Linked DNA regions of Homo sapiens: region 1 is linked to region 2. A link is a loop called in an ENCODE intact Hi-C map of the cell type or tissue named here. Cell type or tissue: heart right ventricle. All regions are shown on one strand. Each heading gives the region's core, and the rest is flanking DNA. Links, peaks and the distances in the headings are about the cores only.

Region 1 (16,282 bases), core at 5,047-13,046, 280 kb before region 2:
CTGCCATCAGCCCAGAGGCCCCTCACATGAGACTTAACTGCAGCTTCTTCCCTAGAAAGGAGTGACTCCTGAGCATGTAACCTTTCTTAGCTCAGTGAGAACTTGAAAGTTTACTGAGCTTTCAAAAACAGGCATTAGAGGTTGAACTCACTTACCTCCCTTTATCCACAGAATCTCAAACTGAGGATTTTTTTCATCATCATCTTATCTGCACTTGCAGTTTCCCATTCTCAGGGGAATTTTCTTCCAGCAAGGGATAGAAATATTCACTAAGAAGTCTTACATGTTGAGGTCAGTATGTCTTAGGCAAATAAACTCTGACCATACGACCAAGTTAGAAGTCTCTTCCCTCTTATCTGTCCTTTTATAAATGTATTCTTCCATCCAAAAGTAGCAACTGGAGTCTCCCAGTTATCTCTCTGTTCTGAGCATTCCTGATTTCCATCTTGGAGCTAGCTACATATTATTGAATGGTTAGTACTAAAAGCCAGATACTGTGCTAATATTTTTTTCTGATAACAAGTCCTATGAGATACTTTAAATAATATTATCCCTACTTTGTTGATGATAAAACTGATATGGTGAGAGCTTAAGTAAAAGGCTCAGAGTCATACAAAGACAGAGCTAGGATATGAACCTGGAGTTGTCACTCTAAAGCCCTAGACTCTCTCCCATGACGATTTCAACTATGGGATTTCTGCCCCTATTACACAATAAGTAGAAATAAGTCTGCCCAACACTTCTCCTGGCAGTAAGAACATTTTGCTCACAATTTTGAACAAACAATTATTCTGTTTTAAAGTATCCATGTGACTCATTCCCTCAGCTCCTACATCCCTTTGTGTACTGTCTTGATGCACTTTTTGGGTCTGTTCATATATTTCCCTTCTGGTCCTAAGGAATGTAATTGACAGCTCATACATCTTGGGTTGTGTTGTAATTTTGAGAATATGCTTCCCTTTAAAATACACCAAGGTGGAATAAAATGTCTCCTCCATCATTGGCAGCAGGAATATCTGGGCTGGACAAACATGTGGCTCCCTTTCAATGTAGGTGCCAAACTCCCTCTCAAAAGTTCTGGGAACTTAGTTTACATCTATTCTGAAGAATGAACCAGTCTCCCCCAAAGTGTTATCCACTCTGTTTAGAGTAGCCCAGAAGAAGCACAAGACTTAGTATTTCTTGAGCTTTGCTGTACAAGTTAGTAGTTACTCAGTGTTGGCGCTTCTCCAACTAGGATCTTTCAGGCTTTCACATTCAGCTAGATACTTGGTGGTATTATATTATTATTATTGTTATTATTATTAGAGATGGAGTCTCGCTCTGTTGCCAGGCTGGAGTTCAGTGGCACGATCTCAGCTCACTGCAACCTCCACCTCCTGGGTTCAAGTGATTCTCGCACCTCAGCCTCCAAGTAGCTGGGATTACAGGCATGCGCCACCACACCCAGCTAATTTTTGTATTTTTAGTAGAGACGGGATTTCACCATGTTGGCCAGGATGGTTTCAATCTCCTGACCTCGTGATCCACCCGCCTCAGCCTCCTAAAGTGCTGTGATTACAGGTGTGAGCCACTGCACCCCGCCGATACTTGGTATTTTATACAACATAAATTGTGATGAAAATCTGAGTATTGCCCAAACAACTTAAGCTTTTGAATCTTTATTGAGCATCTTCTGACTTGCTATCTTTCATTCAATCTTTGTTTTTATGTTCCCCCTCACCCCGCTATAAATACCCTGGTATCCTGGACTGTGGGATAGCAGGTTAGTTGCAATTGGTCTGTCTCAGAGATTTTTGCCCAGTGAATGAAAGGAAAATGGCAACAATAACAACCATGATTGTTATGGCAATTACAAGGTAGAGAAATCTAGGATGAAACATATAGCAAGTGCAATATTAAGCATGCTCCCTGTTAAAGTCTGGGAAAGCCTTGGTGGCTGCTATTGTTAGATTAGCAGTAAATGCTGTTAGCAAATGCCATAGAAACAAATTGCCCCTTTCTGGAGCCAGTGGGCATTTGTCTTTGTCGTTCCTCTGGGCATGGGGCTCAGTTTTCTTTGCATGGACAGCAGAGGAAATCCTGCTTTGGAGGAAAGCAGCAGCTCTTTTTTATGGTTCTGCACTGTTAACCAACCTCAGTCACTTCTCTCTCTCTCTCTCTGGCCCACTGCTTGCACAGAAAATTGAGGTAATGATTTATATGTCGTAAGCAGTTCTGACAGGTGCACTCTATCTTGGCTTCCTCCTGCCCCAGGACTAATCGGAAGCTTATCTTTTCCTTTGTGTAATAGGGAGCTGTCAGGTTCTATGACCCTCCAAACAATTCAATCACTCATGGGCGGATTCACCTTGGAGGGAGGACGCCTTGATATTGGAGAAACCCGGTGGAGGCCATGCCCTGACATGTATTGAAACAATGGCAGCTGGGGGCTAGAGGGCAACATGGCCAAACTGACAAAATGTCATTTACTTCCTAAATTTAAACTCTTCTGCCAGGAACTATCTAGGCGGCTTTTCCATGTTGGTGAACATCCTGTCTTCAGTGCAGAACATTTAGCTATCTGGGCAAAGTAGGGCTGTTCCAAAAAATGACCTGTACAGAGAAGCGAGGGCTTGCATTGCTCATGGGGAAAAAAGCGAGTTCCTTAACAAGACCTATGGTGCCCAGCATGATCTGGCCATAAGCTGCCTCACCACCTGCATCTTACTGGTACCACACATCCCCTGCACTCAGCTTCAGCCACCTGGGCCCTCCTTCCACACTGTGTTTTTCTGTGCTACCTCCTACCTGATGGGCTTTGTGCATGTCACCGCCTCTGCCTAGAACATTCTTTCTGCTCCTCTTCTTACTTTCCTCCTGCTGTGGTTTAAATATTAATTGCTCAGGAAATTATCCTCTGCTCTCCCTGAAAAGATCAAATTCTCCCCATCATCTGCTCTCCTGTACACCATTCACCTTTCCTCTAGAGGCCCCATTACACTGTCGGCTTTACATTAGGAGCATTTTATGCATGCTTTTTCCAACCCAAAGAGATGGCTAGCTCCATGAAGGCAGGAACCATATCTTTCATGTTCACTTCTATAACTCCAGGACTAATCATAGTACCTGGCTTACAGTAGGGACTTAATAAGTGCTTGTGGAATTAGTTTTTAAAATGCATAGCAAGAAACCGAGGTGGTGCTTATGTTCTTAATTGGTTTGACCGTCAAGTAGTGCAACGGCATATCTAATTGGGACTGGTGTGGCGGTCACCTCTGAGTCCATCTGCGTAAAGGATTTTAGTATGGGAAGGAATAATGATAACCAAGTGTGGCTTTGTTTTGTCACTTCTATCTTAATCTCTAACCTTATAACTCCTGAACTCCTATCTTTGTTGTCTGCTTTGTCTGCTTTGACGATCTTATGTTTCCCTCATAGGATGCTTTTCTTAGATGCTCTTTGAATTTGGAGAGCCTATGATTTAAAAATTCAAGCTTTCAGAAGTTTCTAAACATCTGTATATTTGGTTTTGAACTGGCAAGATAATTGGACAGAGTTTTCGCTTTGTATCTGGATGTTTTCGCATTAAATAGTCAGTGTCCTTATTTAATTGAATGTTGCAGAACTCTCACTCCCTGAAAATAATGAGAGGAAGTGAGATCACAGAGTAGAGAAGAAAATGTTGAGAAAGAACTCAGGCAGTTTCTAAATACACAATGGGATTGACTGTAATGTTAGGCAGGGGCAAATGAAGTACATGCCGTCACCATTTTTTTTTGTTTGTTTGTTTGCGGTTCAGGATTGCTTTATTTTTCACATTAATGGTATCATGCTATGATCTTATACTTTTTAAAAAACTCATCCCTCCCTCCCTCCCTCCCTCCCTCCCTCCCTCTGTCTGAGACAGGGTCTCACTCTGTCACTCAGGCTGGAGTGCAGTGGCCTGATCTCGGCTCACTGCACCAGGCTCAAGTAGTTCTCCCACTGTAGCCTCTCAAGTAGTTGGGACTGCAAGTGTGCACCACCATGCCTGGCTAACTATTGTATTTTTTGTAGAGCTAGGGTTTCACCATGTTGCCCAGGCTAGTCTTGAACTCCTGAGCTCAAGCGATCCACCCACCCCAGCCTCCCAAAGTGCTGGGATTACAGGCGTGTACCACCACTCCTGGCCCGCTGTGACTATTTTCAAACCAAAGATTCCTAGTCACTGGATTACAAGCCCCATGAGAGCAGAGACCATACATGTCCATCATGACTATATGTATGGAATCCTTTTTAAATAAGTGGCAGGTAAGATTAATGTTAGGTTAGACAGAAGGAAACATTTGTGAACAGTGATTTGTTTTGGATTGGCTAATGGTTCTTTTCTGCTTCAAGAAGTCTCTAAAGTAGGATAAAGCCCCCATGGCTCAGAGGGTTAAAAGCCATTGCTGTTGGGAGGCCAGGTAACATGGTGGTTAAGAGAACATTGATGCAAAAATCCTCAATAAAATACTGGCAAAACGAATCCAGCAGCACCTCAAAAAGCTTATCCACCATGATCAAGTGGGCTTCATCCCTGGGATGCAAGGCTGGCTCAATATACGCAAATCAATAAATGTAATCCAGCATATAAACAGAGCCAAAGACAAAAACCACATGCTTATCTCAATAGATGCAGAAAAAGCCTTTGACAAAATTCAACAACACTTCATGCTAAAAACTCTCAATAAATTAGGTATTGATGGGACGTATTTCAAAATAATAAGAGCTATCTATGACAAACCCACAGCCAATATCATACTGAATGGGCAAAAACTGGAAGCATTCCCTTTGGAAACTGGCACAAGACAGGGATGCCCTCTCTCACCACTCCTATTCAACATAGTGTTGGAAGTTCTGGCCAGGGCAATTAGGCAGGAGAAGGAAATAAAGGGTATTCAATTAGGAAAAGAGGAAGTCAAATTGTCCCTGTTTGCAGATGACATGATTGTATATCTAGAAAACCCCATTGTCTCAGCCCAAAATCTCCTTAAGCTGATAAGCAACTTCAGCAAAGTTTCAGGACACAAAATCAATGTACAAAAATCACAAGCATTCTTATACACCAACAACAGACAAACAGAGAGCCAAATCATGAGTGAACTCCCATTCACAATTGCTTCAAAGAGAATAAAATACCTAGGAATCCAACTTACAAGGGATGTGAAGGACCTCTTGAAGGAGAACTACAAACCACTGCTCAAGGAAATAAAAGAGGATACAAACAAATGGAAGAACATTCCATGCTCATGGGTAGGAAGAATCAATATCGTGAAAATGGCCATACTGCCCAAGGTAATTTACAGATTCAATGCCATCCCCATCAAGCTACCAATGCCTTTCTTCACAGAATTGGAAAAAACTACTTTAAAGTTCATATGGAACCAAAAAAGAGCCCGCATCGCCAAGTCAATCCTAAGCCAAAAGAACAAAGCTGGAGGCATCATGCTACCTGACTTCAAACTATACTACAAGGCTACAGTAACCAAAACAGCATGGTACTGGTACCAAAACAGAGATATAGATCAATGGAACAGAACAGAGCCCTCAGAAATAACGCTGCATATCTACAACTATCTGATCTTTGACAAACCTGAGAAAAACAAGCAATGGGGAAAGGATTCCCTATTTAATAAATGGTGCTGGGAAAACTGGCTAGCCATATGCAGAAAGCTGAAACTGGATCCCTTCCTTACACCTTATACAAAAATCAATTCAAGATGGATTAAAGACTTAAACGTTAGACCTAAAACCATAAAAACCCTAGAAGAAAACCTAGGCATTACCATTCAGGACATAGGCATGGGCAAGGACTTCATGTCTAAAACACCAAAAGCAATGGCAACAAAAGCCAAAATTGACAAATGGGATCTAATTAAACTAAAGAGCTTCTGCACAGCAAAAGAAACTACCATCAGAGTGAACAGGCAACCTACAAAATGGGAGAAAATTTTCGCAACCTACTCATCTGACAAAGGGCTAATATCCAGAATCTACAATGAACTCAAACAAATTTACAAGAAAAAAACAAACAACCCCATCAAAAAGTGGGCGAAGGACATGAACAGACACTTCTCAAAAGAAGACATTTATGCAGCCAAAAAACACATGAAAAAATGCTCATCATCACTGGCCATCAGAGAAATGCAAATCAAAACCACAATGAGATACCATCTCACACCAGTTAGAATGGCAATCATTAAAAAGTCAGGAAACAACAGGTGCTGGAGAGGATGTGGAGAAATAGGAACACTTTTACACTGTTGGTGGGACTGTAAACTAGTTCAACCATTGTGGAAGTCAGTGTGGCGATTCCTCAGGGATCTAGAACTAGAAATCCCATTTGACCCAGCCATCCCATTACTGGGTATATACCCAAAGGACTATAAATCATGCTGCTATAAAGACACATGCACACTTATGTTTATTGTGGCATTATTCACGATAGCAAAGACTTGGAACCAACCCAAATGTCCAACAATGATAGACTGGATTAAGAAAATGTGGCACATATACACCATGGAATACTATGCAGCCATAAAAAATGATGAGTTCATGTCCTTTGTAGGGACATGGATGAAATTGGAAATCATCATTCTCAGTAAACTATCGCAAGAACAAAAAACCAAACACCGCATATTCTCACTCATAGGTGGGAATTGGACAATGAGATCACGTGGACACAGGAAGGGGAATATCACACTCTGGGGACTGTTGTGGGGTGGGGTGGGGAGGGAGGGATAGCATTGGGAGATATACCTAATGCTAGATGACGAGTTAGTGGGTGCAGCGCACCAGCATGGCACATGTATACATATGTGACTAACCTGCACAATGTGCACATGTACCCTAAAACTTAAAGTATAATAATAATAATAAAAAAAACCACAGCGTTGCACACACTTAAAAAAAAAAAGTTCCCAGAAATCCTGAAGTAAATAAATTTGCTTAACTGTGTTTAAGCTAGGGTTTCCTATATTACTTGAGCCAGAGACATTTGTGTGAGACAGTGTGTGTATGCATGTGTGTACCACTGCTTTTAACAGTTTTCTGGTAAAAAGAAAATAAACTCATCTGATCACAACAACAAATTACAAGAGCATGACCCACCTTCTTCCACCCAAACAAACACAAACCTAACACCTTTCAGGTAGAAAATTCCTTTCCTTGTTGCTAAACCATTCTAAGGAAACCAGAGAATAAAATATATTTTTCTGTTGAAAACAGTCTCCTTTAACATGAAACCACCCTTGTAAGTAGTTTTCTCCAACCAAGATCTTGTTTTTATGCGTCAAAGACAAGATAGTATCTTGCTATGCACACTACCCCTAGGGAAATATTTAAAATATTTTTCTCTGGTAAGGACTGGTATTTAAAATGCTTACATCAATGCATCAGTCGAAGCCCGGCTTGCAACGTACTAGGATCAAAGTGATCATGTCCTCTATTGAGTTGGATTCCAAATCCATTTGCACTAATTATTTTCTACAAAAATCCTAATGCATAATGAGCAGAGGCCCTAGAAGTCCTCTACTGATTTCAAATTAGTTCTTTGCATAACCTAGTAGCAAAAAGGGATCTAGGCATGTATTTTTGATCTTCTATTAGTAAAGTCTAGTTGAAAAATAAATAAAAGTCAGCTCTTTACTTTGTTAACATTTTTAGGATTCTTGAGCAATGCCCTGCTTGGGTGTTGTATGCCATGTACATGCCTGCACGCACCCACACATGCACGTGTAGTTTCGGGGACCGGAGACACACCCATTGCTCTAGCAACAGTGAGCTCACACTTCAGAAATGGGACCTGGTGTGGGCTGAATGTCTTTCCCATTACGCTTATAATTCAGATAATTTCATCTGAAAAATTCAGAAAATAAAAGTATTCTCTCCTTCAATCATCCAATTATCCTTGATTTTTCACTTCCTTTGAAAAGTATACAGAGAGCCCTTTAAATGAAAAGATGGGAGAATCACTCTAATAACTTCTCATTTGAGAAAATCCTATCTGGGTCAGTGTGAATCAGGTTTGGAATGGTGACAAGATCCTTACTTGCAAAGCCCTAAAAAGGCCAGAACTCTGCCCTGTCAACCTTCCCACATCTCTGAAATTCAGACCATTTAACAACCAAGGTTAGGGAAAGACAATGTGTCAGAGCCTGTAACACTATCAGGCTTTATGGCCAGGGAATCTCAAGATAAATGGCACCAGAGGCCATGGAAACATCCAGATTTTCTTCTGTAATGTGATTCTTTTCTTTTTCTGACACTAGTGGACGTCTCAGCTTGCCACTGCCATTGAGTGTACATATGGGAGGTGTCCTTTATTAGTTCCTATCACATTCAAGAAGCCATGGACACCTTCCAAAGGGTTTGGGAGCAAAAGACAAAGAGAACTCGATCCTAAACCAGGTATAGGGTTCTGCTTATATTTACGTCTATGTTGGATCTAATTACTACATGGTAAGTGCAGCATAACAAAGGTACCTTTGGGATGAAAGAAAATATTTTATTGTCAGTGAATACACTCTGAATGCAAGGCAGCGTAGGAGAGTCAGTACAAAGGCAGATTCAAAGCATAATGAATTGCTAGTCTCTAGATGTAATACTACTTCGAACTTTTCAATATATTCATCATGCTTTCCTGAAACTCCTAGTCTCTAGGTAAAAGACAAGATGGGAAAAAAGAGGAGAAAGGGATTAACATAAACTAAGCGTCTATTGATGGCAAGATATTATGCTAAACACTTCAACAAGTGACTTTATCAGCCCAACCTCTGTAAGAAAGTATAGTTATTATTCTGGAGTCAGCTTGAACCTGGTTTAAAAATATGGCTGTGCCACTTAGTAGCTATAGACATGAGCATGTCACTATAGCTCTCTAGATCAAATGTCCTCATCTGCAAAATGGGAATAACAGTAGTACCCACTCCACAGGCTGCCGTCTGGGCATAGTGAGATGGTACCTGCCTAGCAGAAGGCCTGGCACATAATACATACTTAATAAATGTCTGCAATAGTGTTACTATTATAGCACACTGGCAACTAAGTAGGCTGTCCCCCATGACTTGACCAGGAGTAAGAAGGGGAAAGAAGTTGAGTTATAAAAGGCACTAACAGCTCACAATCACAGAATCATCATGGATGCTCATTCTAAATCAAATCACTCTCTTAGTGTAAAGGCAACCACATTTTGATAATAATGTTGTCCTCAGACTGATCTATACAGAACCTTGAGGCAGGAGGAGACAAGAGGAAAAAGGAAGGGATTTTAAAAATCAAATCTGAGAATCTCTACTTTTGAGTAGAGAGATCATTATGCCAAAGGGTCTCAAACCCATCTGATCTTCAGGATGGCCAAGAATATGGCCGAGAAATACGGGTGGGTGTCTTGGCCACACTCCTGGAGATTCTGAGTCACTTGGTTGGAGATGACTTAGATGTTCCCAGAGTCTGATGATCATCCAGCTTTGGTAAGCCATGACCTAGTTTCATGTACCCTTCCTACCCCGCCTTTTCCCAAAATTAAACAGAAAGCCCACCTGTGCCCAAGGCACCAGTAACTTTTACAATCTCCTTGAAAAGTTGTTTTCCAGCCCCTGCTTACTCATATGTGTTTTGGCTTACACTGAATATTCAGATGCATATATTAGGCATTCTATTTTAGTACAAGAGGCAGGACAGCAGCTTGGGTTTTAGAGTCATAAAGACGTGCACTCAAGTCCAAGCATTACCACTTACTAGCCGTCTAACCTAAGGCAAGTTCCTTAACTTCCCTGGCTTCAGCTATCACATCTCTACAATAAGGATAATATCAGTGCCTATGTTATAGGTTTATCTTGAAGATTAAATTAGCCAATGCATGCAAAATGTTCTTGGAACATTAGCATAAATGTTAGCTTCTCTTTTAATTCCAACTGAAGTAGTTCCTTTGGCTGACATGGAACTCAATTATCATCATGTCTCTGAACATTAGCCAAAAATATTAGCCAATGAGCAGAACAGAAACATCCCAAACTCTCATCCCCCAAAGGCGAAACATGTCAAAACACAAAGGCTTGTCAGTGAGGGTAGTGGTTAAATTCTCGTGGAGGGCTTTCTGATCCCATAACTGAAACCCCATGACACTGACAGATACAATCAGATAATGATGGCAATCAATAATGATAACAGAAATTATTATTTATTTTCATAAACACAGAGTATGTGCATCCCACTGAGTTACACACATCACATGCCAGCATTCACTTTCAGGGCAGTCAATCAATGAGAGATCTCAATATCCACCCGCCGAGGCAGGATGGGGAGGATAGAGCGAAGGTTGAGAAATTACCCATACTAGAATGACACATTCACAAAGTTAATCTAATCCAGGAGCCGTTGGTGCCATTGCAAGCCTGTGAATATGGAATAGGCTTGATTGATTTTTCACTGCAGTAGCTAAACACGCCATTGTTATATGCAACAAATGTAAGGAAAGGAAAGATGAAACCATAAAAGGATTGGATGTGAAGCCCCCAGAGCAGCAATAAATCACAAAATGAAGTCTAAAAAAATTAAAAATGGTAGAGGAAGGCTGTATCTATGTCCTAAGAGGCCTCAGTTATCAAAGCATATACCGAAAATTAAAACCTGGGGCAGTAAAGGCTGATCCTGACTCAACCAATAATTTGCACTAAATCTGGCCTGGGGTTCCCCCTCCTCCCAGAATGAGTATTACGACATAGGTACCTCAGAGGGAGCAAGAAAGCCTAAAGGCTATAGACAGACAGAACGTGCTTCATTCCCAGTTCTGCCTCTTTCTAGCTGTGTGATCCTGATTAGATACCTGGCCCCTCAGAGCCAGTTACCCTCTTTTATAAATGGGATAATCACATCCACACCACTAGAAAGAAAGAAATGGCAATGCACATCCTGTATGCCTCAAAGGATCCTTGGGAGCATCAAATGAGATGCCCAACATGAAAGCCCATCTACCCTCCAGATGCATCGTGGAAACTCCTTCCTAATCCCGTCTCCTCCCTTTGTGCTTCTTCTGAACTGCCATGGTTATCTTCTGTGCTTTTCTCAGGACAGTTATCCTTCTCCATGATTTCTCAAAGTGTGGTCCAGGGACCACCTGCACCAGAATCACCTGGGCATTTTCTGGGAGGGGCCTTGTCAAAGATGTCATTTCTTAGAGTCCAACTCAAACCTTCTAAACCAGCATCCCTAGTGACGAGGCCAGAAATTATGTTCTAGGCAGAGTCCCCGGTGACCATGAGGCACACAGTCATTTAAGAACCAATGATTGAATTCATTTTATGTTTCAGCCACTTGTAACTTGTCTCCTCCATGCCCCCTAAGGACAGAGAGTGTGTTTCATTCATCTTTGTAAGAGCCACACTTTGTAGTGCATGCTTAGTACAGTGTGTAGCATAGTAGACACTGAGATACAAAATACATGGAAAAGTCCTGTACATCAGATGTTGTCATCCTCACTGTTGTTTAAATCAAGTGCCATGCCATAAATAGTCCTAATAATAGTGAGGAACAGGAGCTCTGGAGTCAGACAGACTCTGGAGCTCTGGACTCCATTCTTGGCTTTGCTGTTTACTATTTGCAAGGCCTTAAGCCAGTACTTACCTTTCTGAGCCTCTGTTTATACATCTCTAAAATGGGCAGGATGCCTAAGTCACAGAATGATGATAAAGAAAGGACATCAAACAACTGCGCCCCAAGCCTGTCACTAAGAAAGGCTGAATATGCACAGTTGCTACTATTAGTAAGCCTAAACCAATAGTCTGTTTAATCAGTTCTCTAGGAGACAAATCAAGTAAACTGTTTCACTCAGAGGATCTCTCTTTTGGGAAAACTAGCTAGTCTTTTCAGTCAACTTGCCTAATCTCATGACCTTTTAGCAATGGTCCTCAGGAAGTCCTCATTCAGGAGTCAGAGCTGGTAAAACTGAATGCCAGTTGGCCAGTGTCTTAGACGGTACCTATGGTTGTGTCCAAATTGCCACCAATGGGATTTGCTAACATCAGGGTCATTTTAAGTGGAAAAAGTTTAGTTCTGGAGATTCATGAGACTGTGAGTGTCCTGTGCTGACAGGAGGACAGAAACAGCCATTGTGTAAAATATGATGTCATTTGATCTTTCCTTTAAAAATCAGTGCATCCCTTGTGTACCCACCCTGTGGCAGAAAAGGCTCTGCAGCCCTCACCCCCCGCCTTCCACCCCACCAAAATCTAGCTTGTATGTTAAGAGAGCTTTGATAAAACGTTCTGAGAGACATCAATCAATAATAAAACATTCCTGCCCCATGGTCAGGAATATTTTCTTAAAAAGCAGAGCTGTAGAGAATAAGATGAAAAACATCAGATTTGGAGTCATGCGGACTAGGTTTGAATTCCAGCTCTTCCGTTTTCTAGCCATGAGATTTTGGGCAAACTTCTTGGCTACTCTAAAACACGGTTTCCATTTCTGTGTAATCTGTTCACTTGACAGATATTTACTGAAAGTCTACCATGTGCCATGGATTGTTCCAGGTGCCGGAGTTGCAGGAGAGAACAAAACAGAGTCCCTGCTTTCATGGAGCTTACAGTTTACTGGGGGTGAAGAGGAGGCAGACAGCGAAGAAAATGCTAGACAGTGACAAGAGCTAAGCAAAAAAGGGCAGAGAGAATGAATGGGAAATGTGGGTGTGCTCTTTTCCATAGGATACCCTAGGAGGGCCTGATAGGTAGCACTTGAGCAGAGACTGAAATGAAGAGGAGGCTATGGCTTCAGATGATCTGGAGAGAAAAATAGAACCTAACCGAGAGAGATATTATGAGGACTATGTGATATTAAGGATATAAAATCTAGTACCTGGCACATAGTAAGCACTCAATAGATGGTTGCTATAATTATTTTTATTTGTTGTAAGGCATGTTTGAATAAAATCCATTCGAAAAATTGTATTCATCACATCACCTTCATTTTGGGAAGGTTATGACCAGTCACAGCTTGGGAGCTCATATTTGTAACAGGTAAAAATGCCGATTTCAACCTGGCCTAGGTTCCCAGGGCACTGGCAGCTGATAATAATGAGAAAAAGAATACCTCCAGGCTTACCCTGCAGGGAGAAGTATGCTAAGTGTGATTTCTCACCACCCAACTTCCATTTCAGGCTGATTAAGTCACTTTAACGATGAGCTCCCATTACCTAGAAAGAGCTCTAAGGGTCTGTTACTCCTGGGCAGCGGGAGGTTGGGGAAGAAGGGCATGGAGGGTCTTCTGAAGTAAAACTGCATAGGGACCTCAAGGCCTTTGTTTCTCCATTGCTGAGGTCAGAGATCTGGAAAGTCAATGTGTAAGTGTGTGTGTATGTGTGTGTGTGTGTGGCAGGGACAGTGGTAGCGGGGAGTGGTGGGGGGAGGGAGAGAGAGGGAGAGGAAGAGAGGGAGAGGGAGAGAGAGGGAGCGATTGATCGATTAATCCCCTCACCTGGAATAATAATGGCACTAATTATTAAGACAAACATTTCAAATGCCCAGATGTATATGTCTAAGTTTAAGAGCCTAACTCTTGATTTTTAGTCCCAGTCCTGGAATAACCAGTTGAGGGATACTGGGTAAGTCATTTTCCCTCTCTGAGGCTGCATCGGATCGAAGGGCTCAGGTCCCAGAGCAAAGTAGATCAAAGCTTGGTTCTCAGCCCTGCATGATCTTGGGTATTCTACTTAACTGCTTGGAGCCTCATTTGTTAAATGGGCATTTTAACACCCTTTGAGGTAGCTAGTGCAGATAGAGAGTGCAGCGTGGTGCATGGTATATGGCAAATGATCAATAAGTGCTAGATACCCGCATTTTCACCTGCTAAATACCTGTCCTGCCCTCCTCATTGGCTATTCTGAAGATGAATCAAGGGACTAGGTGAGAAAACGCTTGTAATAGAAATGGTACAACTGTAAGGCATTATTATTAAATTATTACCATGATTATTGCTTTATGTTAAGTTATGATATTGAGCAGGGGATATAGTTTTCATAGACATGCTTCTCATGGGCTCTTTTGGTAATGAGATTGATTTTGAAAGGCTATCTTCTATGAAAGATATAGTCACATTCTTGCTTTGAAAAGCTGAGTCTCTCAGCGCTGAAACAGAACAGGTTCATTACACAGTAAGGATTAATTAGCTGTCGGGTATTATTAAATGTTCTCACTCTCAATACCCACATAGAACTGGAAACTATGAAAGTGAGCAAGAAGTAATCATAGTACAGGGAAGGGAAAAAAAGACACAATTGCTGGCAATGCACATTTCAAGAGGAGAGCGTGTTAGTAAATTATAGTCTGATTAATATCACGTCAGCTCATTCTCTGTTTGGAGTCATTGTTCTGAATCTAGTCTTCAGGGTTGCCTGCTTTTTTTTTCTTCTACCACTGGGATCAAAAAGAAAAGGAAGCTGGACTTTTCAGTGTTTAAAGAGTGCTGTGGTGTGGATGTTTACACTGAAATGCAGGATATTTGAGAGCCTAGGAAAGGAGAGGAGGTAAATACAGATACTGGTATTTATAATTATATAGCAAATATAACATGTCCCTCCAAAATATAACAGAGGTTATATAGCAAATATAACATGTCTCTCCAAAAAATAACAGGTTCATAAAAATGATAGCTTGAAAAAAAAAATGATAGCTCGAATGGGCCTTAGGGATGATAGAGTCCAGTGACCGCAGACCCCCTTGTCTCAGCCACCAGGGTCAAGTGTTGAAAATGCAGATTCCTCTGGGCCTCCTCTCTGGAGTGGGTCTCAGGAATTTACATTTCCCAGTCCTCTGCTTGGCAGCTTAGAAACTAAGCTTGGAGGGAAGAAGTATAATTCATCAGTTAGGTTGTTAGGTTACACAGCTGGTTAGTAAGAAAGCAAGAACCAGAGTTGGAATTTTCCAACTCCCAGCCACACCTCAGGGCCTCCTTCTCTGTTTCATCTGAAGTCCACTTCATTGGCATCACTGGCTTGGCATGGGGAGGATCTCTGCTCTCGTGGAAACTGAATAGACCTTCTTTGCTCTTTATCATAGGGATGGAATTCTCCCAGGGGTTAAGCACAGATATATGAAATCCCATAGGATGCCATGGACAGTAGGATTCCACGGTGGGGTCTACAGATGTCATCTGAGAAATTCCATCCACATAGCAAACAAGGGCAAGGTAAAGTCTGGGCAGAAGTTCACGGTATAAACTCTACGTGGCACTTAATCCAGTTGTTTTCTCCATAAGATTGCCATGTCTCGAGGGGCAAAAGACAGTCTTATTCCCAATATATTGCCAGTACGGTGTTTGCCACTTAGTAAATCTCAGTGAGTAGTTTGTAGAATAAATACAACAGTATAAAAAGTATAAAAAGAAAAATAACTGAATTGTCTCATATATATAGGCCCACTATCAGTAGGGGGTAATAATAGCCATGATGACGATGATGTTATTAATACTAAAACAACAGAAGGGAACTAACATCATTGAGTGCTTTTTGTGAGCCAGCACTACACAGGCTAAGCTGTTTCTTACACAAAATAACTTATTGAATCCTCACAACAATTCCAGGAAGCAGTGACTATCATCATCCCCGTTATATAGATGAGACATTGGAGGCACAAGGTATTCAAATATAGCCACATGCCACATGATGTTTTGGTCAATAACACTGGTTCCATAAGATTATAATACTGTATTTGTACTGTGTCTTTTCTATGCTTAGATATGTTTATATACACAAATACCATTGTGTTATAATTGCTTACTATTCAACACAGGAACAGGCGTACAGGTTTGTAGCCGAGGACCAACAGGCAATGTAGTCTAGGTATATAGTAGGCTATACCATCTAGGTTTGCATAAGTATACTCTATGATGTTTTCACAACAATGAAGTCACCCAATGATGCATTTCTCAGAATATATTCCCATCATTAAGTGATATATGACTGTCATATGCCCAAGGTCACTAGCGGAAAGTAACGGAGCCAGAATTCTAACCCAGGCTGGACTGACTCAACAATAATACTCTTCACTACGCTACTTTCCAGCCTCCAAAACCCCTGCACATTCAGAGCATCAAGCCTGGATTTATGCCAAGTCCACCCAGAATGATAAGGTGGACTTACATGGAGGTTCTCCAGAGCTGAAAGCATAGGCTGATCAGAGGAAACAGAGTCGCCAATGCTTGTGAGCTCAGAAGCAGCTCAACTGAAGACCATGTGCCCATTAGGACAGGGTAAACACCTAATAGTCTAGCATGGTGGTCAGCACAGAGT
Region 2 (16,282 bases), core at 3,031-11,030:
CTCAAGAGGTCAGCAGGAGACAGATCATATTTCCCAAGCTAAGCATTTTGAACCTGACTCTGAAAGCCATGGAGGAGCCATTGATAGGTTTTAAGCACGGAAATGTCATGATCACTTTTAGTTGATTGCAAAATTGTAAACCCTTCTTTCCTAACCCTCTGTAGGGATGGCTGTGTTAGATAATACTACATTGTTTCAGGACTTAATGAGTAGAGGTCATCTACCTCCAGCTGTGTTCTAGACCTACCTGACTATAATTCTCCCTCCTAGGTTCTTACTCAGATTCCCTTGGCTCTATTGAGAGTATCCAGGATAGTCCCTAGTCCTTTTTTCTGCTACAAAAGGCATTTCATCACTCAGATACTATCTGGTTACATGTGTAAAGAAAAGACATACACATGCTTTTTTTTGACGGAGTCTCACTCTGTCACCCAGGCTGGAGTGCAGTGGCACAATCTCGGCTCACTGCAACCTCCACCTCCCGGATTCAAGCGATTCTCCCACCTCAGCCTCCTGAGTAGCTGGGGTTACAGGCGCAGGCCACCACGCCCGGCTAATTTTTGTATTTTTAGTAGAGAGCGGGTTTCACCATGTTGGTCAGGCTGGTCTCAAACTCCTGAACTCGTGATCCACCCGCCTCAGCCTCCCAAAGTGCAAGATCTTTTAAATAAAAGTCGCTCAGAGTTTGAGCAGGACAGAAGACAGAAGCACAGTAATTAGAATGGAAAACCATTAGACCTGCATGAAAATGGACCAAGCAATGTAGTCAAAAACCTAACCAAATTAGATTCTGAGCTCTGGTTAATGTGTCTTTCAGGCAGGGGATCAGCCGTAGATCCTAGATGACAGATTTTTACATATTTGAGGAAAAGTAGTAACTTTTAAAATCAAATAAAAAGACAGGCATGATTTCTTGCATGCTGAAACTGCAAGCCCTTTTTCGTTGTGGAAGGTACACCTCACAGCTCCTCCCTGATGCTTTAATTTATATGATTTATAAAACCAATGTATGCCTATTGTAAAATTCCAGGAATAGAGAAAAAATAATTTTAAGTAAAAATTATTCTTCATCCCACCGGAGTCAACCAGGCTTAACATTTTTGTACAACTCTTGCCCCAGCTTTTATCCTCTTATGAAAACAATATTATTGTTATTACCATTGTTGTTTAAAGAAATATTACCTTAGTTGTATAATTTGCTTTTTTCCAGTTATACTGTAAATATGTATTTGCATTATCATTTTTAAAGCACACAGAGTATTCCATTATGCAGTTGTACCATAATTGTATCAGTATCATCTTCATAAACACTTAAATTGTCCCGATAACAGCAACAAAAACGCTTAGGAAGGGGGAAGGCTATGATGAACACCAATGTAGGTAAATCTTATGTTTCTATGACTATTTACTTAGAATAAAATTCAAGAAGTTGAATAGCTGAGCCAGTGGCATGCATGTTTAATGCCTGGGCTACATGCTGATGAATTGTCTAGAAAGATTGTATTCATGTACTATTTCACCAAAAAAGTGTCTATTTTGCTCTATCTGTAACAACTTTAAATATTATTTTTGATTCTAACTTTTGCCTACCTGATAGGTAAAAATTAGCACCACATTGTTATTTTAATATTTTGTTCCTTTAATTACTAGGAAGCTTGAACACCTTTCCATATAACTATCAGGTGTGTATTCTTTTTCATAAATTGTACTTTCTTGTCCTTCCTCATATTTGTTTGGTGATGCCTTTTATATGTTAAGAGTATTAACCCATTGAAAACCCATTTTTATAGCCTGAAATTTGGTTCAGTCATCTACAGAGAGCATTCAGCCCAAAATCTGCCCAACATCAGTACTGGATATTTAAACTTAAGCAATCCATAGTCAGGAAGACACTGGTCCCCCATGGAGGAGATTTTTTTTCAAAGGAATGGATCATAAAGCAAAAGGGATTTTCTATGGTGTCCCTATTAGTCAAATAAAGTGGTCTGACTCACTTTAGCTTTGGCAATTCCTGGTCATTGCTTGTGTGTGTCCCTAGAGAACAGAATGAATTAAGGAGTCACCATCTAAGGTGTTTTCAACAGAAAACACTTTGGCAAAAGCTTATTTAGCTAGTCTGGGATTAATTTTCTTAACCAGTTAGAACTTCAAAAAGAAGGGAATGAGTTAATAAACTCTTCGCAACATCCCTGCCCCCATACTCCCATCTAGTATGGTCTTCTGAGTCTGCACATGGCTGGGGCTCTTCTTTCCACACGTGTACTCTGAGCCCTAGAAACACTTAGGCTGTGAAGCACAATACACTTGTTTTTTTCTTTGGGTCAGTTCAAATTGATCATGCCAACTCTTCCCATTCCCTCCTCTTTGCTTCCAATGTTTCCTTTCTCTTTTGTTTTTCAGAAGAAGGTAGAAGAATTTGGTAGACAGAGAGAGAGAGAGAAAGAGAATGTGTGTGCATTAAAACCAGACAAGGAAGCGGCTGGGTGTGGTGGCTCATGCCTGTAATCCTAGCACTTTGGGAGACCAAGGCGGGTGGATCACGAGGTCAGGAGTTCGAGACTAGCCTGACCAACATGGTGAAACCCCGTCTCTACTAAAAATACAAAAAGTAGCTGGGCGTGGTGGCACACACCTGTAATCCTAGCTACTCAGGAGGATGAGGCAGGAGAATAGCTTGAACCCAGGAGGCAGAGGTTGCAGTGAGCCAAGATCACGCCATTGCACTCCAGACTGGGCAAAAATAAAAATAATAAAAAAAAAACAACCTTAAAGCAAAAAGTCCTTGGAGCCAATACCAATTGATGACCCAATCAGAGATACCATTTCAGAATTACAAGTATAACCTTATTTGATTCTCATCACCCTCAAGTTCGCTGCGGAACTTGCCAAAGGCCCAAAGCTAGATAGTGGCAGAGCTGGGACTCTAACTCAGGTCTCAATGACTTCAAACTCATTTTTATGAGATTATGTGTCTCATAAGTCACCATGCCTGCTACCTCTTGTTTTACAGGTGAATGAACAAAGGCCCAGTGGACTGAGCAACTGGCTAAGGCACTCAGACTTTCTTAGTGGAGCTGAATAGAGAACACAGGCCCCTTTACTGTGCTGACTCATCTTTGAGATGATGATGCAATTCAACAAGAAAAGATTCAATGTGTACAAATTGGATTGGGGCAATTATTCAAGAACAAATTGTATAAAGTGAGCTACACCTCAAGCTCTTTGCTTTGCTTCCCATTTAGGGGCATTTCCTATGAGTCCTTATACAACTCTCTGTGGTGGTTATAACCTGGTATCAAATCAAATCAAAATCAGAATCAGTGCAGACAATCATTGCATGAGATTTGCTGTCTTCATGGAGGTTTTGTGTAGTGAAACATTGGGCTGACATCGCCTAGGGAATTTCATGTGAAAATTCCTCCCAAACATTTTTATTCTCAGAGTTCCTCTTCTTAGCACCACCACGGAGTAGGGATCTGGAGGGTGAAGTGAGGTTTTTTCTCTCTTTCCCCTTCTCCTGTCTTGCTCTCTGCCTCACCACTCACTGGCTCCTACCTGAACTTCCAGGTTAGTCCTCCACTCACACTTGGAATTTCTTATCCTTTTGCCCTGCAGAACACTTAATTGAACATATTGTGTTAGTTGAGCATTTCTTTGGGGTCCCAAGTTTTTCCCCAAGGGGTTTATCAGCAATTATTCTGAACATATACGGCACCTTCAATTTCCTGTCTTCATTTTTTTTCCCATAGATAATGTTATTATCCCAATTTTTACTAATGTTATTATCCCCATTTTAAGAAGTCTGAAGGTCAATTAGAGTAACTTGCCAAAAGTCACACTGCTAACACCTTGCACAGCCTAAATTCAAATCCATATTGGTCTGACTTCTAAAATTCTGGCTTTGTTTAATGACATTAACTCCCTAACTCATTGTATTAAACTCTTACTATCTGTGCTAATTTCTCAAATATTGTATAAAAGGAGTTGTCCTCTAAAAAGAACAATTGTAACAGCTTGACCTTTCAGGTCTCATTCAGAAGGTTCTTACAAAGACAGCTCTCTATTATGAATAATTTACCCTTCTCAAGGCTGAATTTCCTCTGATGATACTTGACCTTCTCCAGGCATGTAGGCCATCCAAATGTAGCCCTTAAGTCAGCTGGACACTGGGGTTCAAAGATAGTTTTGCCTTGTCCATTGCTCAGTGAAGCCATTCCTAAGTATGCTCCCCAAAACATTTATCCTATTATCCTCTTAAACATGAGATTCCACGGCTAAATACGTCAGAAAACTGAGAAAACAAAAATTAAGTTGGTGTTTCCCAGTTGCATTCCATTAAACACTGTTGTGTGAGCTGTTCATAGATCTGACAGTCAAAGAAAAAAATGAAAAAACAGTTTGAGGTTAAACAATTTTGGCAAAATATAAATACTCTAATTCCCTTTTGGGAGATTTATGATAAACATTAGCATATTAACGCTTCTGGCATGTCCTGCTAAATAGTTTGACTTGGTGCTTCGCAGATTTTTTAACCTTAGGATATTTTTTTTATCTTGCAGGACCAGCCCGCAACAGCCCACTCTAGAAAAGCTTCTGGTTTAAGTTCTCAGCTCCTGTATTTATTTTTATTTTTATTTTTATTTTTATACGGAGTCTTGCTCTGTCACCCAGACTGGAGTGCAGTGGCATGATCTTGGCTCACTGCAAGCTTTGCCTCCCAGGTTCATGCCATTTTCCTGCCTCAGCTTCCCGAGTAGCTGGGACTACAGGCTCCCGCCACCACGCCAGGCTAAGTTTTTGTATTTTTAGTAGAGACAGGGTTTCACCGTGTTAGCCAGGATGGTCTCGATTTCCTGACCTCGTGATCCACCTGCCTCCGCCTCCCAAAGTGCTGGGATTACAGGTGTGAGCCACCGCACCTGACCGGCATCTCCTATATTTTTAAGGGAGTTGACAAAGGGTCCTCTTTTGGGAATCTGGGCCTGGTCCTGCCATCTATTATTTGGGTGACTGTGAACAAGTCACTCCTCTCTGGGGCTCAGTTTTCCCATCTGTAAAATGAAGATAATATACCATTTGTCTCTAACTTTCCTTCCAATTCTAGCATACCATCACCTAAACATATGGAATTGATGGGGCTACACACCAGAACATCATGACAAACTGTGTGTTTATATTTTCTTAATCTCATCCTCTTAATTGAGGCCCAGAGAGGAATAACTTACTCACAGTCACTCAGTTAGTTTGATGGCAGAATCAGGCTTAGATTCCCAAAAGAAAATCATCCACCAACTCCCTTCAAAATATATAAGATGAAAATTTAAGCCATATGTTTGTTTCCTCCAGAAATAAAATAATAATATTTTTCAAGCTATAGAATTCTTATACATACACATAATTTGTCCCTATCTGCCAGTACATCATAGAAGGTATTCCCCAGAATCACACTATCATTTACTTGTTCAGAACGTTGAGGTTTTCTCTGATTAGCCAGTTTTCAGGATAATGGGAAAGTGCAGAGAGTGGTTCAGGTGAACTGCAGTGGGACCTCAGGCAAGCAACTTTCCCTCTCTGTGACTTGTTTTTTTAATCCGTGAAAAAGAAAATAATGACAGTGTGCCCTCCATTCCTCTAAGATACCTTGTCAGAACTGTCAGTCATAGTCAGAAAACTCTGCTGCTATATGCCTGCCCTGTCCTGAGGTATCAGCAGAAGTGTCGCTGGCCCCGCTTGCTTTGCGTCAGCTTCCAGGTGAGTGCTGCATAAATCCTCCATTTGGTAGTATGAATGCTAGTATTATAAGTACAAATATAATGCCCTAATATCAGAGATAATTTACTTTGCACTAATGCACTTATCTTGATAATAATTCTTCTTAAAATCCATAGCAGGAAAGCATGATGGTTAATAGCTAGGCTCTGACATCCGATACCAGGTTTGAACCCAGCACTGTTACTTACCAGCTGTGCATCCAGGCAAAGTGTTACTCGCTGATCCTCAGATCCTTCATCTATAAAGTGGGAATCGTACGACTCACTGCAAAGCTGGTACAGCAATGCAATGCAATAATGTTTGTAAAGCTCTTTGTACATTCCCCAGGCATACAATATGTGGTCGGTTATGGCAATTAAAAACATTATCTATTTCAGACATAAAATGCAAGGAGATTGAGAAGAAAATTGTCACCATACCAAAGCCAGGAATTGGAATCCTGTACACCCATTAGAAAGGAAAACCGTAGTTGGTGTTCTTAGCTAATGGTCCTTTGGCTGCCTGCGATATTAGTGTTGGCCAGAGGCTCGTTAATGTTGTCATTGTTTATTATTGAACACTGCCACCTAGTGGATGAATTGGTCACATGCAGGTAAGGAAATCACGGAGGTTATGTCAGGTCACCTGGTCACACATGGAAGAGGCTGTTGTGTCCATCTTGTCCACACTGATTTCAGCTTGTTGACTTGCAGCCATGCCCAGGGAGATACTGGGGTGTTCCTGCTTATGTAGACTCCCCTCTATCTTCGCGCAGTTGTCAAACTGACACAAAGACCTGAGAACTGTATTCTTACACTGCGGCTATGTGAGCAGAGCCAAAGATCGGCCTCCTCTGACATGACCTAAGGCCCCTCCCTCAACACTCTAATCCATCATACCATTTTATTTTATGCAAAAGCATATCGTTGTCTGAAAACATTACTTTCTTTCTGTTTCCCATCCCCTTCTCTTGCCCCTAACTAGAACGGAAGGCAGCCAAGTGTGGGGCCATGTGAGCCTTATTCCTTTACGTATCCCTCGTACCTAACACTGGGCCTGGCACAGCGTAGGAGCACAAAAATATGTGTAGCCTATAGCATAAAAAATCAATGACAATGCCAATAATCACTGCTGTTATTGTTTATGGTTCCTACTTTTTGCCGGGCACAGAGCTAAGGTCTGTACATAGATCACCTCATTTAATCTCTATAATCAGCCTGCTTAGTGGGGGTAATGTCACCACCCACATAGGATCAGTAATTTCTAGGGCTTAGAATTGATCTTTCAATTTCAACAAGCATGGTTCCCCTTTGCTCAGTATTATAATGCCATACCTTATTTAATCCTCTCTTTTGAAATCCTTCTTATAGTTTCACCTATTTTACAGATTTGAAAGCTGAGTCTCATAGAAGTGAAGCAATTTGCTGAAAGTCACTCAGTTCAGGTTTAAAACCCAGGTCTTGTCTAATTCCAAAGGCCCTGCTGTTTTCACTGCAACATACTGCCCTCTATTAGATACATGGATAAAAAAGGGCTTTCTTAATTCGGTCCTGGAAACCCAGGCCTGAGTTTTGGTTAAGCCTTTGTAAGAAGCCTTTCTCCCAAGCTAAATCTCATATTGGTTTTTCTTGTAGCCAGGTCTTTATTGGTTTCTAGATGTCTCCTCCACGTTCACTTCAAAGACAAAAATTAGCTACAATTTATTGAAGATTTTATTATGTGCCAGGCAGGGTTCAAATGATCTCATTTAATCCTTATAACAGCCCTGTAAAATAGGTTCCATTGATATTATTCCTATTTTATAAATGAGGACACTGAGGGACAGAGAAGTTAAGTAATTTCCCCATGGTTACCTGGATTCTAAACCAGAGCGCTGGTTTGAACCTAGGCAGGCAGTTTCCTTCCAGGATACACTCCTAAGCACCAGTGGCCATCCTAGGGGACTATATCCAGGACATTTCCTTTGCTGACATCAGGTAAGGGAAGGCCCTCAGAAAACCTCAGGGGCAGCCCCACTCAGTAAAGCACTTCCCAGAATGTTTAAGCTCAGAAACTGTGCTGAAGTCAGAATACATAGAGATGCCAGGCATCCTGCAGCTAGCCCTCCTCCCTCCCGGTTTGCAGTCCCAGCCTACGGTTACTCTTCAATTAGTTTCCATCTGTGGCAGCAGCAATTCCCTAGGGGTACATGGGCCAAAAAGAGAGACCGACTCAGCCAAGAACCAGAAATATCCTCACTGCAGCAAACAAGCTAGTGATGGAAAAGAGGAAAATTTTCCCTTCAAGGTCTGGACATTTCTCAAAGACAGCCCACTCAGCTTATATAAGCCGCATGCACCACTAAAGGAACACAACCAAGGCCCCATGAATCTAGAACAATCTTGCCAATTACGTGTTAATTGAAAGTTATGTAGAGGCCATCCACATGCCCTTGGGGAAACTTGACACTGTACTTATTGAATTGTCTGTTCTGGATCACTGACCTGGGCAAAGGGGCTCAGGCAACACTCAAAGGACAGTGGCAAAGTCATTCCACATTCCATGGGTATCAGTTCAGAGTTTCCACCCTTTTTTGAACCTTTCCTCCAAATAAATAGGCAGTGATGGTGTTTAGGGACATTCTGGGCTTCCTTGTATTCATTAGTTCATGTTTTCATATATTTATGTACTTGTAAATTGACAAATCTTGTCTTGAATATACATTTGCTAAGTATCACCTCTGTTTCAGGTTAATGCCAGGTGCTGGGAACATCAAAGTGGGTTAGATACAGTGGGGTGCTGGTAAGTGATGGCCAACTGGCTTGCTATGTGTCGGGCTAACATGAATGCTGGTTGCATTTTCCTTTACATTAATGAATAAGACAAGATTGAAACTACGAAGATCTATGTCAGTGTCGTCTGTTAATGACCTGAGCTACTTCTTTGCTGAATTGAAGTGTCAATAATAGAAGAGTTCTTTAATTTTTTGTGTTGTTCACAGATACTATGACACGCTTTAAAGTTTAATCTGCATTATTGACATTTCTCCATCAGTTTCTTGAGTCTAGACAATTAACTAACAATAAATCAAGCCTTGGTTTATAGCATTTGCCAATCTTCATGTGCAAATAAGACCATCGTGGCCAATTTCAAGCTACCAATATTTTGCCACTAAGCATGGAGTTGAGGAGAGACGTACAACATGAATGTATATCATCTCAAAAGTATAGATTATAGTACAATCTAGTAATTAGGAAGAAATGAGTCTTAAGCTTTTATTATTTTCATTTTGAATATACAATATTTACTTATATAATTTGATATTTTATAATGGCTATGCTTAACAACCAGTTCAAAACAATTCAGGACGTTTAACAAGTGGCGCCAGCCAGCGGGTATTTGTCAACTCCAGCCTACCACTGGTTAGACATAGGCTCCTACTTGAAGAAGTTCACAGTTGAGTTGGGGAAAAGCTCTCATAGTATGAACTGCTTTGTAAGAAGTAAGATCAAGATGCCATCGGAGCATTTGGAAGGCAGATCCAGTCAAGAGTTGGGCTTGGGGAAAGCTTTCTGAGACAAAAATATCTAATCTGAGACCTGAAGGAAAATAGATATTAACTATATGAAGGGTGGAAAGTGGGTTCCAGATGGAGGAAGGCCCTGTGCAAAGGACTGGAGTGAAACCAGATCACAGAAACTTTTGGAAATACACAGTATTTCATTATGGCTGGAATAAAGTGCTGAAGGTAAGGTGGTCACATCAGATAAAATTGGGGGGAGGAGAGTACAAAGCCAGGACATATAAACCATATCAAAAATAGTTTGTCTTAAAGATGGTGAGTACTTACTGACAGTTTATATAAGTGAGGGCACCCTGATTGGATTTCTTATCAGATCATTCCGCCTGTGGTATAGGAAAGAGAGAGGCTAGACAAGGCTATACCCAGGATGCCACAGCCATCCAGGAGCGAGATGCAGGTTGCCTGCCTGGTGGCAGTGGCCACAGGGATGGCAAAGAACAGAAGAATCAAGAGTCATTTAGGAGGTTGTGCCTGCTGGACAAAGTGATTGATTATTTGTGTGTTTTTTGGGGTGGAAGGAGTGCTGAGGGAAACAAAGTCAAGAATGATACTCAGATTTCTGACAAAAGCAACCAAGTAAATGAATGGAAGTGGAGATGGTGGTAGGGGAACAGGTAATTAACCTGAAGGATGATGAGTTCTCTTTTAGATGGATTACATTTATCGCAGTGAATGTCCAAGTGGAGATATCCACGAAGCAGTTGAATTTATGTCTGAAGCTCAGGGCACATATCTGGGCTGGAAAATGAATTTCGGAGTTTTGAATACATAGATGCTAACCAAAGCCACGTGTATGGATGTAATCATCCAGGATGCATCAGAATCACTAAAGTTTCTGGGCCATTTACTCCACCAGCACCATCCACCCTCTTTACATCCTCCCACTGTTTTACTCATTACTGACACCCTATAATGTAGGTATACTTATTATTCCCATTTTGCAGATGAGGAAACTGAGGCATAGAGAGAACAACTATTTCCTCAAGGCTGCACAGTAAGTGGCAGTGCCCAGATTTGAAACCAGTGAGTCTGGCACCAGAACCTACACCCTGAACTATAATGTTGGTCTGCTTCTGTGTCAAAATACAGACTAAGAAGGGAAGACCAGCCGGGTGCGGTGGTTCATGCCTGTAATCCCAGCATTTTGGGAGGCCGAGGCGGGCGGATCATTTGAGGTCAAGAGTTCGAGAATAGCCAGGTCACCATGGCAAAACCCCATCTCTACTAAAAAAAATTAGCCATGCGTGGTGGCGGGCTTCTGTAATCCCAGCTACTTGGGAGACTGAGGCATGGGAATTGCTTAAACCTGGGAGGCTGGAGGTTAACAGTTAGCCAAGATCATGTCACTGCACTCCAGTCTAGGGGACAGAGGAGACTCAGTCTCAAAAAACAAAAAAAAGAAGAAGAAGAAGGGAAGACCAGAAGGTTAGACCCCTCAGAAATGAATATTTAAGTCACAGGAAGAGGAATTTACAAAGGAGATGGTAAAGGGAGGTGTGGTGGTGAGGAACTTGCGGCTCATAAGAAGGTCACCTTCTTAAAAACTCCCTCACCACAAATTAGGTAATTGAGGAGTTGCCCCGTAAAACTTACAGTCACAATGAATTTACTAACATTCTTTTCTAATCATAAAAGCAATGTTTTTTTTTTCCTGTAGGAAAATTAGAAAATACAGAGAAGAAAATAAAAATCACAGTATTCAGCTATCTAGAAATAATTGTGGTAACTATTTGTTGTATATCCCTTCAGACTTTTGATCTATGCATAGAAAAACAGAGATCCCTTCGAAACATTTTTCAAAGTCTATTTTAAAATTATATTTTGTTGTTTCCAAAGCTGCACATTTTAAAATCAGGATTTATCTTATAATCAGTGGTATTCCACAGGTTAATGATAACTTTTTGCTCCTAGTTGTACAAAGAATGCTGCATCTTTTCATTGATAGCATCATAGATTTGGTGAAATGTGGTAGGACATATGTTCATATCTTTAAAAATTGAAAATGTGCTAAAAGGTACACAGAGAAAGATCTCTTTCCCTCTCGGCATATTCCAGTGTTTCTCCCTGGAGACAGATGATATTTTCCAGCTACTTGTCTACCCTTCCAGATGCATTTTAATGCACACACAAGAAAATATAACATGTGTCCCCTTCTCTTTAAATACATGGTAACGTACTATCCACTCTAGGGCATCTTGGCCTTTTTAAAAACTTACGCTCTATGTTGGGAGTCTTTTTTCCAATTGCAAATTTTACCTTGAAAGAATGCGCCACAATTCATTAAGTCCCTAGTGATGTGCAAAGTTATTTCCAATCTTTTTCTATGAGAAATAATGCTATGATGAATAATCTTGTATATTTTGCACATACAGCAGTATACCTATTAAATTTCTTGAAATGTAACTGCTGAGTCAAGTGATAATTCAGTTGTTATTTTGAAGATATTGCCAAATTGATCTTCTTAAAAGTTCCAATTTATACTTCTTCCAAAAATGTATGAAATACTGTTTTCCTACAGCATTTCCAACATATTAGGTTATCAAACTTTTTATGTTTGTGGTACCTATAGGTAAAAATTACATCTTTAACATACTTTTTTTATTTTGGAATAATTCTAGATTTTATAGAAAAGTTGCAAAGATAGTATGGAAAATCCCTGTATATTCCTTACTCAGTTTCCCCTCTTGGCAACATCTCATATCTCCATGGTACACTCATCAAAACTAAGCAACTAACATTAATATATTACTATTACCTAAACTTCAAATTTTATTTGGATTTTAACAGTTTTTCTACTAATATTCCTGGATCCCATCTAGGAGGCAATATTGCATTTTAGTCATCTTGTCTCCTTAGTCTCACCTGGTTTCTGACAGTCTCTCCGTCTTCCTTTGCTCTTCATGACCTTAAGAGTTTTGAGAAGTCCTGGTCAGTGGTTTGTAGAATGTCTCTCAATTTGGGTTTGTCAAATATGTGTCTTATGATTAGAATGGGGTTAGTTTTTGGAAGGAACACTTCACAGGTAAAGTTCCCTCCTCATGTCATATCAGATGGTAGGTGTTATCAACATGACTTATCACTGGTGATGTTCACCTTGTGGATTTAAGGTAGTGTTTGCCAGATGTGTTCATGGTAAAGTTACTCTTTTTCCCTTTGCCACACACTTATCTCTGGATATGAATCACTAAGTCAAGCCCAAACTCAAGAGGGAGATGTTGGCTGGGCACGGTGGCTCATGCCTGTAATCTCAGCACTTTGGGAGGCTGAGGCGGGTGGATCACCTGAGGTCAGGAGTTCGAGACCAGCCTGACCAACATGCTGAAACCCCGTCTCTACTAAAAATACAAAAATTAGCTGGGCATGGTGGTGGGTGCCTGTAATCCCAGCTACTCAAGAGGCTGAGGCAGGAGAATCACTTGAACACGGGAGGCAGAGGTCGAAGTCAGCTGAGATCATGCCATTGTACTCCAGCCTAGGCAAGAGAGTAAGACTCCATCTCAAAAAAACAAAAACAAAAACAAAATAGGGAAATCTTAGTGTAATTATAATTAGCATTTATCTTATAGGTAAGGATATCTTTTCATAAGCTTAAGGACCATCTATATTTTCTGAACTGTTGACATTTTTCTGTTGAACTTCTAATCAATCTTATTTTTGTCAGTTGTTATGAGAAATAAGCCTTTTCTCTGTAATGCAAATTAAAAACTTTCACCCAGCTTACCATTTCTTATTTTTTCTGTTGTGTTTTTGCCATATAGATTTTAAAAATTTTATGTAATAAAATGTATTAGTTTCTCTTATGAGTTATGGTTTATTTATCACACTTAGAGATATATTACCTATTTCTTGATGATCTTTAAAAATGTTCTGTGGTATCCTTTTTCTGAGGTTATGTTATGTCTTTGATCTACCTGGAGTTTATTTAGGTATAAAAATGAGTAGGATTTGATTCTTTTTCTTTTTCTTGTGGTTACTTGGTTGTCCCAGTAGCAATTTATGGCCTATTTTCCATTATTTTATCGATGTGCAATAGATAATTTTGCCGGAAAAATGTGTAGGGGCTTCAGCCCTGGACAATTTAAATTCCCATGTTCTTTCCATAGAGACAGATAAAGCAAAACAACATAAACTCTCATATTTTACATTATTGTTCATATAGATTGACCTCAATATCTCCAAGCACAATTTTCATTTTGAGCCACTGTTGGCACATTGGGCTACCCTTTCTTTAACCTTACTTCAGCAGCAGCCGAAGGGCAGCGTGGCCCCAGGTCATAGCTAAGTGGCAGATAAGGGTGCAGATCCTTGAGTCACACTGGGTTAGTGGCATTACTTTAAATCTACAGTTAGAGCTACAAAATTGGGGTTATGAGAAGAATTCCATGGCTTGTAATTCCTCACGTATAACTCAACCCAAATTTGGAGAGAAATTGCCACTTGATTATATGAGAGGAGATAGTATTTGAGGCTAGGATTCTTTAAGGTGGTACATGGGCACATTGACAACAGAGGTAAGTGGTATAACCTACTTATATTTTTAAAACATCTTTGACAAGGTTCTGTGTCAAAACTCAATGAGAAACACAAGTTTCCATGTTCTTGGAGAGGACAGTTCTGTCAGGGTCAGTCACTGCATTAGCGAAGGAAACAATGCATATAGATAATAGGCACTCATCTGAGAAGACAATATTTGCAAAGCCTATAGGGTAAGGGATCCTTGTTCCCCAGAGTTCCATCCTAGGCCCATCCTTCTTTAAAATCTGCAGAAATAATCTGGAGGCAGATGAACAAAATGATAATTTTAAGGTTTTCCGTGTTATTGATTTGTTTTTTCTAGAGAGTAAAGAACTAAGTAGATTAAGTTAGAAAAGAGTAAACTCTTGTAGATCTATTTGGAATCCGGGCAAGAAAGTATCATTTGAGTTTAAAGGTAAATAACAGCAATAATGCATATTTTAAAAGAACAAAAAAGTCAAAATAGAAAATAAAGGACTCTGTTCTACAGTAGGTTTAGTTCACACTACTACTAATGAACTAATAGTACTTTCTGTGTGCTTTATACTGTTCTAAGTCCTTTAACATACATTAATTTATATAGCCTTTAAAACCAGCCATGAGGCAGGGTTCATTATTCCTCCCATTTCACACATTAGAAAATGGAGGTCCAAGGAGTATGAGTAACCAGTTGAAGGTCACATAGGCAGTAAGTGGCAGAGGTGGGTTTGGATAGGGCAGTCCCGTGCTGGGGTTGGTGGCCTGAATCACTGGGCTTGCTGCCTCCCTAGGAGGGCTCTGTACAACTCAGGCAACTGTCACATTGATCTATTTCTTCACTGGAAGAGCTGAGGGTAAGTCACATTCATCTTTGTGTTTTCAAGTTTAGCATAATCCTAGGCACAAACTATATGCTTAATAAATTAATAAATTTTGACCACTTAAAGTATAATTTAAAAAAATGTGTATGGTGAAATAAAAGGAATTTTTTTTTTTTTTTTGAGATGGAGTCTGGCTGTGTCACCCAGGCTGGAGTGCAGTGTAGCAATCTCAGCTCACTGCAAGCTCCGCCTACGGGTTCACGCCATTCTCCTGCCTCAACTTCCTGAGTAGCTGGGACTACAGGTGCCCCCCACCACACCTGGCTAATTTTTTTGTGTTTTTAATAGACACGGGGTTTCACCATGTTAGCCAGGATGGTCTTGATCTCCCGACCTCGTGATCCGCCCACCTCTGCCTCCCAAAGTGCTGGGACTACAGGCGTGAACCACCGTGCCCCGCCTATTTTTTAAATTTCATAAGTTTAAAAACTTTTGCAATTGTGATACAACACATAGAATGTACCATTTAAATACAAAGTTCAGTAGTGTTACATAAACTCACATTATTGTTCAACCAATCTCCAGGACTTTCTCCTCTTGCAAACTGAAACTCTATACTCACTAAACAACTCTCCATTGCACCGACCCCCAGCCCCTGGTGAGCACTACTCTAGCTTTATTTCTAAGAGTGTGACTACTCTTTATACCTCATATAAGTAAAATCATATAGCATTTTTCTTTTTGTCATTGGTTTATTTTGCTTTGCATATTTTCAAGATCCATCCATGTTATAGCATGAGTAAGAATTTCCTTCTTTCTTAAGAATAAGTAATATTCCACTGTGTGTATATTCCACATTTTGTTTATCTATTCATCAGTCAGTGGACATTTGTGTTGCTTTCAACTTTTGGCTATTTTGAGTAATGCTGCTGTAAACATGGGTATGCAAATATGTCTTTGAGATCTTGCTTTTAATTTTTTTTGGCTATATATCTGAAGTGGAATGGCTGGATCATATGGTAACTCAATTTTTAATATTTTGAGAAACTGTCATGCTGTTTTCCATAGTGGTTTCACCACTACAGTGCAGAAGAGTTCCAATTTTCCCACATACTTACCAACAATGATTTTCTTATATTTAAATGACAGCCATCCTAATGGGTGTGAGGTAATACTGTGATTTTGATTTGCATCTCCCTGATCATTAGTGATGTTGAACCTCTTTTCCTATGCTTGTTGACTATTTGTATATTTTATTTGGCAAAATATCTATTCAGGTCCTTTGTTCATTTTTTTAATTGGTTTTTTGTTGTTCAGTTGTAGGAGTTCTTTACATATTCTGCATATTGATCCCTTATCAGATATATAATTTGCAAATATTTTCTCCCATTCTATAGGTTACATTTTCACTGTATTGTGTCCTGTGATGCATGGAAGTTTTTAATTTTGAAGTCATCCAATTTGTCTACTTTTATTTTTGTTTCCTGTGCCTGGTATCATATCCAAGAAATCATTGCCAAATTCAATGTCATAAAGCTTCTCTCCTAAGCTTTTACCTAAAAGTTTCATTTTTTAAAAAATTTATTATTATTATTATTATTATTATTATTATTATTATTATTATTTCTGAGACACAGTCGTGCTCTGTCTCCCA

The links. Peaks named below come from ENCODE experiments on the same cell type or tissue, not always from the same donor. Only the 100,000 strongest peaks of a DNase experiment are listed, where the experiment ranks them.
Region 1: a loop joins it to region 2, with 2.3 times the contacts of the local background. A loop is called at or near these places in 2 of 110 quality-filtered maps.

The regions. Positions count from the first base shown.
Region 1 is chr5:146,673,675-146,689,956 of GRCh38, forward strand. The region is part of intron 5 of PPP2R2B (protein phosphatase 2 regulatory subunit Bbeta); the gene reads right to left. Among named protein-coding and RNA genes, the nearest start is that of PPP2R2B-AS2, 120 kb to the left of the region's middle. In heart right ventricle, for the core only: no CTCF peak of the experiment used is centred there; a DNase peak (open chromatin) is centred at 9,417.
Region 2 is chr5:146,959,900-146,976,181 of GRCh38, forward strand. It overlaps a transcript of PPP2R2B not described here. Among named protein-coding and RNA genes, the nearest start is that of PPP2R2B-IT1, 49 kb to the left of the region's middle. In heart right ventricle, for the core only: CTCF peaks have their summits at 6,344 (motif pointing left) and 6,548; a DNase peak (open chromatin) is centred at 6,352.